Regions from separate parts of the Homo sapiens genome. Here region 2 is linked to region 1. The links are chromatin contacts, found by Hi-C or POLR2A ChIA-PET in ENCODE. All regions are on one chromosome and are shown on one strand. The core of a region is the stretch at or near the end of the contact, and the rest is flanking DNA. Distances in the headings are between cores, read along the strand shown.

Region 1 (3,933 bases), core at 725-3,224:
CTCGTTCCACACCACACAGTTAGAGTGATGGATATGAAACCTAGGGGCCCAGCTTTAGAGACTGCACTCCTCACTCCCCTGTTACACAGATTCTCAAACCAACACAGACTGCAAATTCTAGACAGTGAGGGGAGTGATGGTGAAAATGGATCAAGATGATGCGACAGAGGGAGAGAAGCTAAAGTGGGAAGTGTGTCCTGTGTGTAAAGCCTTATGCTGACCCAGTGGGCAGATAGACACAGTACAATCAACTGCAAGCCCCACACAGGCCCTAAATCCCCATTAGAACTATGAGGCAGGCAGTATATACATGTGCACATTAGGGATATGTACCTTAGTGAAAACCTCTGCTCTTATGGGGAATACCCTGTTCATCAAGGAATAAGTATTCACGAGAAAGATAGTCACTGGGAGACTTGCATGTGGAACAGAGAAAGGCAATGTCGAGCAAGCCAGATGCTGGGAGGGAGGCAGTGCTCTTCCTCTCCACATCCGACCAATGGAAAAGTAATTATTAGCTGCCTGTGATGTGTGTCTGAGTCAACAGCAGCAGAGTATGCGGAAGCTGTTGAAGCTCTTTTTTGTTTGGAGCCCTTGCTGTGGCTGGCATATGCTGGGGATTCAATCATTGAGTGGATGAGTGGATGAATGAAAGGATGGGTGGATGGAATAATGGACAGATGGATGGATAGACGGTTGGACAGATAGATGGCAGAATGGAAGAAAAGATGAGCGTATGGATGGACAGGTGGATGGGTGGATGGATGGATGGACAGATGGTTGGGTGGATAAGATTTGGTACCAGCCCCACCTCGAACTTCTGGCTGTAGAGGCTGGATATATTCAGGGTCCAATTCACAATGGTGTAGAATTCAGGGCTAAACTACAAGTCAGAATCAATTCTAAAAAGCATTATCTTGCCACAAATCAAGTCAGGAATAGGAAAACATTTCATTTCATTGGACAATCAATGTAAACAAATGCCTTGGCCTTCAGCCCTCAGTCTATCTTAGACAGTTGAAGGGAAAAGCTCAGATTTGCTGAGTACCTACTATGTTTCTGGCATCCTACAGATAGGATGGCTTCTAGTTTTCAAAACAGCCCTGTGTTTGACAAATCGGGATGTTTAGGCTGCTCCAATAGGTGAAGCAGCAGACACAAGGTCACACAATCAGTGGTTGAGCCAGAAATGAAAATTCAGGCTGTTCGTTTCCACAGCCCCTTCTCATCCCGACGCCCCATGGGAAATCAGATGGATAGGGCAGCACTTCTTTAGGCAGCAGATCCAGGTGGCTGCAGCCTCAGCGTGACTCACCTGTATCATGGGCTACCTCTCTGTGTAACACAGGGCCTGGCTAGAGACCCCAGGCCAAGGATGGGGGTGAGGATTAGAGAGGAAGGAACCTGGGTTTGTTTCCACTGTGCACCCTGCGAGGGCAGCTTAGTCAGCGGCACGGCCCATTAGTCACTGAGATAGGGTGGGTGGGAGAGTGGGGATGGGTCAGGACTCCGCAGGAGAGCACCTCCCACTCCCACCATGGAAAGACAGCTTGGGACCCCGGCCCTGCTAGGAGAATGCAAAGGTGGGAAGCAGATGAGTTCCTCCACACCTGCCTCTTGGTTCCATTGCTCCTCCAGTGCTAACACATTCTAGCTAAGCGGAGGAGGAAGACAAAGGTGCTAGGGGACCCGGGAGAAGAAAAAGGAAGGGGAAGCTTCCCCTCCTTTTTTGAAAGCAAACAGATCTGTGTTTCTATCCTCTTGCAGTTCCTCCCTGCTCTAGCTGTGTGATCTGGGGCAAGTCATTTCCCTTCTCTGAGCCTGTTTTTGCCTCACTTGGATGTTACAGAAATTAGACAAGATACCACATGTGAAAATGTTTGGCCAGGGCTGGCACATGGTAGGAGTCCAGGAAATCGTTCTCTTCCTGCCCTACCGTCTCTGGGTAGGTCTGATGAGAGGACAGAAAAGCACCAGCCTCTGGCCAGACACAGGAAACTGAGCCCCCACCCCCTGCCAGCTGTCCCTGTTCCTCCCTGCCTCGTATAGGCCTGGCTGTCCTCCCCAGCCATGCTTCTGCCCACTGAGGGCAGGGGGTTGCTTGGGTCACACATCTGTGGATGAATGGTAGAGCCAGGGCTGGTACCCATGACTGCAGACTCCTTGTGCAGTGCTCCTGTTCCCATTTTGCTTGCCTGTCTGCCATGGTGGTGGGGCACAGAGTGGGGTCCCCCCACACGTTGGTTGTCAGGATGAGTGAAGGAGGAAGTGTGAGAGCTCCTAGCCAGGGCCTGTGTAGTGGTGGGTGTTTATTAAACGTTTGTAGAATAAATATGAAGGACACATGCCCCAGAGCCAGCCTCTCTGTATATGGCAGTTTTTACCTTCTTCCCCACTCTTTGCACCCAAAACTGCTGTCATGGGCTTGCCCTGACAGCACTGGAGAGAAAAGCAGGCAATGTCATTCCAGAACCTTTGGGCTTCCCAGTGTCTGTTCCCTCCTCGCCCAATCACACCAGGTTTGCATGGTGCAGCTGTGTATAGGCAATAGAAGAGCGGCAGAGAAGCCAGGGGTGTCCTGTCCCACCTACATTAACTCATCCACTCTCTGGCTGCCCAGCCTCCAGCAGGTCTTGCAATAAGCTGCTTTCAGGATGGCCTTGGAGACTGAGTGGTCATCAGAGAAAAGGGGTGCAGGGCCTTAGGGCCCAGAGCATTGGTGGTGGCCGGGGAGGCAGTGGCCACACCATTGCCAGCGCCCACATCTTCATCCCGTCCACTGGCCAGCAATGTGGATGGGTAGGTTGAGTATGGGGAGACCTGGAGGACTTAGGTTTGAGTCCTGGATCTGCCACTTCTTAGCTGTGTGACTTTGGGCAAGTTACTTCAACCCTCTCATCCCATTTTCTCATCTCTAAAATGGGGATAGACAACTTCCTGGTTATGCCGTGGTTGTGGGTAGGAAAGGGCTGTTTGTGGCTGGGTGCTAGGGTGGCAGTGAAAACACTTTGGAAATGCTGAGATGCTGTCATGTAGGAATGTCATGGCCACTGTGCTGTTACTAGTGCTCTCTTCTGAAGCACACTGGGGAGGTGGGCCAGACAGCCTGGACTTGAGCCTCTGCCTTAAACAAGTCACATGGTCTCTGAGAGCCTCAGTTTTTCTCATCTGTGAAGTGGGCATGATTACCCTGCCTGTCTTACAGGGTTATCTGGAAGCAGACAAGATGATACTGGGAGTCTGGGGTTGAGACATGCTTGGTAGATGTTAGGTGGGTGGGTACAGTGGGTGGAGTGGAAGGAGCGCCTGAGGAAGCCAAGACTTCCTTCCAAGAGAGGCAGAGGGGGTGGGGGCAACCCCAATTTTTTCTCTGCTGAGCTGGGTAACTCCTGGGGGCACATTACTCACCCTCCCTGAGTCTCGGTGTTCCCATCTGCAAAGAGAGTTGTGGGTGCCCAGTGCTCTGTGGGCGGTCACTTGGCCGCCACTGGGCTGTCACGCTGTTCCTCTGCTCCTGGAAGGAGTGACCCACTGAGACTGGGCCTCCCTCTCTGGCAAGTTAGGCCTACGGCTGCCACCGACCCTCTGACCTCACTCGGCTCCTGCCTAAATGCCCCCCAGCTCCAAGTACTTCTCTGAAACAGCCTGGCTTCCTGGAGTTCCCCGTTTGCCACCGGCTGCTCTGTGCACGTGACCTCCAGCTTGAGATGTTGAAATCCTACTCCAGGCTGCCCGGAAACCCCCAGCCGTCTGGGGCCATGCAGGGGCAGAGGCGGCGCGGGCTCCTTGGGCTTTGCCACACTTTGCGGCAGCAAGTCGGGGGCATCGATTCACGTTCTATTTTCAGACATTTCTGTTTCCTCCGCAAAAAGCAGTGGGTGGCCGAGGGAATTCAGCCTTCCGGTGACTGTGAGATGATTCCAAGCACAATAT
Region 2 (3,933 bases), core at 520-3,019, 180 kb before region 1:
TCGGACAGCCCTGTGACATGATTATACCTTGGTGCCTGAGATGTTAGATGGGAAATAAACAGCAGCATCTAGTAAACTCTCCTGGGGTAAAAAACAAAACAAAAAAAAAAAAACCATCTTGTTTTCACCCAGTCTTACTGATTTTTTTTTAGTGTGAAGACAGAATGTTTTTGTCAAAAACAAGTTCTCCAAATTTATAAACCTGATTGGAGACATCTTTAGTTTCTTCTCAAACATGCTGGGAAAATAGGAATGTCACTGAGACTCCTTCACCATCCCCTCGCAGCCCCTATTCCCCGGGGGGCTGGGTAGATGGAGAAGCAGGGGGCAGGGGCTGGACCAGGGAGAGAGTGACAGGCTCTCTGTGGTAGGTCTGTGCCTTGTCACAGAGCCTCCTGGGCTCAGGTCTGTGGTGGCCGCGGGAGAGCCAGCTCCACGCTGTGTGGCTGGTGACATTTCCGGCTGCCAGGGCCCAGCCAATCAGTGATGGACCCAGCTTGCTTGGGCGATGACACATGAAATATGATAATTTTCTGCCAAAGGGCCCTGGAAGAGGGGAAGGAAGAGAGTGTGTGTGTGTCGCTGGGAGGGGTCCACACAGGAGCGCCTGTGATGAGGTGGGAGGGTGACAGTGCACTTGTTTTCACGGTTTGCCTGGCAGGACTAGGCAAGGGAGGGAATGGGCTGTGATGCTGGAGCGGCTGTAGGAGCGCCCCTGTAGCTCCCGAGGTGAGCCACTGCCGCTGCTCTTAGGCGGGAACCAGCGGAGGAGCAGACAGCGCCATGCTGGAGCTCTGGGGCTGGGGTGAAAAAGAAACTGTCAAAGACATTTGCCTTCTTAACACACGTGAGCAAGGTTAGGACTCTTGTTTCTTCTCAGCGCTACCTCTTTAAAAGCCAGAACAAAACTGCAGTAAACACCATCTGGGTGGCTGAAGTACTCGAAGAATAATTTTTTTCAAAAAAATTTAGGCTGGAGGTTGTCTCTCCCCCTACCCTGTTTTTCTACCTCCATACCTCCATGCTGACCCTTAAAAGAAAAGTGAAAAACAAAACAACAGAACTCAATAACAAAATCTTGAAGAAGGGCCTAAGTCTGAATCGTAAAGACTCTAACTAAGGTTCAGGTGGTAGTTCTGATTCCTGATTCTGGTTGAAAGAAAGTATGTCTTGGAATGCGATGTGGCTCTGGATTATGTTCGACTTTAGAAATAGTGCCAGAACTATTCTTTGATTTGTGGACATGGACCCTGAGACTGCAGAGCAAGGCAGGGCAGGGCAAGGAGTGCCCGTGTTGAGCTCTCAGGTGCAGAGACCCCACTCCCTTCAGGCACTGTTGAGGCTCCCCGGCCCCTGATCTGCAGCCAGAGGCTGGTGAGGTGTGACACGCTTGCTGACAAGAGTGCCCTGTCTCGTCTGACCCGTGAACATGGGTGTTCAGAAGTGAAGGATCATAGTGTTTACATAACGTGCCAATTAGTACTGAGAAGCTCATCAGTGCAATAAATATTTATGACTTGCATTTGCATTTTTTCTCTCCACGTATATATATATAATATGTGTGCATATATATGTGCATATATATGCACATATATTATACATATATGTTGTTTTTTAAAAAGCACCAATAAATGAAATCCTTATCACTGTGTGCAAGCCTACTGTGCCTTTAGGCATGGGACTGGCTTCCTGCGCTGGGAGTGACAGCTATTCCGAAGTGATAATTGGTGTACTGTGTCTTTAAAAGGTTAAACCCCCTTTCAAAAAAGGTCTGGACTCCTAGTGGAAAAGACAAGCGAGGCATGGGTTGGCTCTGGATTCAGAAAACAGCTGCTGATTAGATTCTGTGTCTGCAGGCTGAATTTATTCCGTGTTTTTCAGCAGCACGAATTCAAGAGGGATGCTTCTGTTTGGGTTTCTGATCGTGATTTATATTTATTCAGAGGAATAACAGAGGGTGGATCTGTTCCCGGCGCGAGCATGCTCACAACCAGCCGACTCTCCCATTATCCAGCTGCCTAGTTTGGTGCTTCAATGTACATGGCTATTCCGTGTGCATATGTGTGTATACAAACACGCATGCATGCCTGGATGGACATACGTATGCACAGGTTATTTTTTAAGGACAATTCTTTCAATAAGGTCTTTACCCCTTACTTGAAACAGGTGTTCATGAAAAAAATGCACAAAATCCTGCCTGGCCGGAATAATTCATGAAGAAGGGGCTGGATCCGTGGGTCAGAGAACACAGGACCAGTTTGCCATCCCAAGGCCGAAGGTAGGGGACTCTGGGTTTTTATTCGGCGGATGGATTCCTTGCGCTGTATTTTACCTTGTGATTGTGTTTTTGCCTGAGGCCGCACCGCGAAGCAGAATAGCGAGCTGCGATTCCATTTTGTGTATGCCTTTCTTAGGCAAGGTGTCCGGCTGCCGAGACGCAGGGGCCGGCCGGGTGGGCTGCGCGTGGCGGCCAGTGCCCCCGGTGGGCTGAGCGCGCTGCTCGGCCTGGTGCTGGGGAGCGGCGCGAGCCTCAAGTGACCCCCGCGCGTCAATCACAGGCGGCGGCGGCGGCGGCGGCGGCGGGGCTGTAACCCTATGCGCGCCGTGCGCTCCAGCGCTGCTTGCAGCAGGCTCTGCTGGGCTCTGCACCCGCGCACTGGCGGCCGGCTCCATAGGAGCCTCGGCTGGGGGGCTTAGGCATCGCGTTCCGTGGCACCGGCGTTTTCTTGTGCTGCCTTGGCTGCTGCTCCGGATTGTTTAGGCGGACTGCAGTAGCCTGCTTGGTTGAGAGTGAGATTCGTATGATGCTGGCTGCTGAGACAGAGGGGATAGCTTTCTTTTTCCCCCTTAATCCTAGCCCCCTGAAAATATTCCTAAAGCAAAATCATTTCCCAACCCCCAACCTGACCCAACCAAACCCAAACCAAACTCCTATTCTATAGGGGATTCTTGCCTCCCTGCTAGCAGAGAGAGTGTCCCCTCCAAGTTATGCCCCACATTTTACTATCTTTTAAATGGAAACACTGATGGTGCCGAATGGTCCCTAATGATATTGTCCAGGCTGCTGAGGACTCCTGAGTGTGGCAGTGGTGCAGAGGAACTTGGAGGCTCGGCATTGGTTTCCTTTAACGTAGCTGGTTTGGTTTCTGTTGCAGGTCAGGAATATTTCTGTGGCTAGGCCCTTCCTTGAACTTCGGGGGCAGTGGTTGCAGGAAGAGGGTCTGCAGATCTGGTCGCTGGGTGAGCAGCACCCTGGCCCTCTTTCTGGTATACGCTGACGTTTCTGGTAGCCCTTGGCATTGTAACCACAGCAGCCAGGTGCCCACTGGCTACCTGGAGTGCTTCGGTTTTGTTAACTCTGGTGTGCATTTTGGGTGTTACGGGGGGAGGGAAGAGGAAAGAGGGAGAATGAGGTGTTTGCTGAACTGATCTGCATGGCAGTGTTCTCCAGCCCATGTTTGTGTGATTATGTAATGATCAGACGTGTGCCCAAACAGCTCCCCACCATCTCCTGGCTCTCCCCCAGACTGAAGAAGTTGGGTGCTACAGTTGTTTAAGACGTCTTTATGTAATTATGTGTATGCTGGGGGCAGGGAGAGAGTGGGGGCAAGGAGGAATAATTCTAGCAACTTAAATGTGAAGAATACAGGTCAGTGATCGTGTGTCCCTCTGAGGACAGTGTGGTATTAGCTCTGGGTCAGTGTTGATCTGAAGACCCTCCTGTGTCTCTTTCAGCCAGTAATTGCTTATCTGAACTTTCATTTGGTAATTTCACCCCTCTTGCACCCTGGAGACAGTTGGACCCAGGAGAAGGACCCCTGCAGGGCCTCCAGTTTCCCAATTCCAGGCAGAAAATGAATCCTGAAGCCAAGGTAATAGGCCAGGTCCCAGCTGTTCTTCATGGTCCTGCTGAGCAGCCAGTGTAGGGAGGAG

What was found. A loop is a pair of places that touch in the nucleus more often than their neighbours do. ChIA-PET counts read pairs that join two places held with the same protein, here RNA polymerase II (POLR2A). Pooled maps may share reads with other maps.
Region 2: a pooled map shows a loop between it and region 1 (3-fold over the local background). The contact joins the promoter of HIVEP3 here to the enhancer-like site in region 1. A Hi-C loop is called at or near these places in 11 of 50 pooled maps. POLR2A ChIA-PET finds 5 or more read pairs at or near these places in 6 of 52 experiments (CD4-positive, alpha-beta T cell, CD8-positive, alpha-beta memory T cell, WTC11 and 3 more).

What each region holds. Positions count from the first base shown.
Region 1 is chr1:41,738,997-41,742,929 of GRCh38, reverse strand. The region is part of intron 1 of HIVEP3 (HIVEP zinc finger 3); the gene reads left to right. Among named protein-coding and RNA genes, the nearest start is that of HIVEP3, 180 kb to the left of the region's middle. RefSeq lists enhancers at 3,521-3,740, 3,771-3,920. Within about 2 kb of position 1,974, at least 17 of the 41 ENCODE cell types and tissues checked have a DNase peak (open chromatin) inside an H3K27ac peak, as active enhancers do.
Region 2 is chr1:41,916,758-41,920,690 of GRCh38, reverse strand. HIVEP3 (HIVEP zinc finger 3) reads left to right here and starts at 1,769. Exons shown (of 9, transcript NM_024503.5): 1 at 1,769-2,278. RefSeq lists silencers at 2,438-2,487, 2,539-2,833.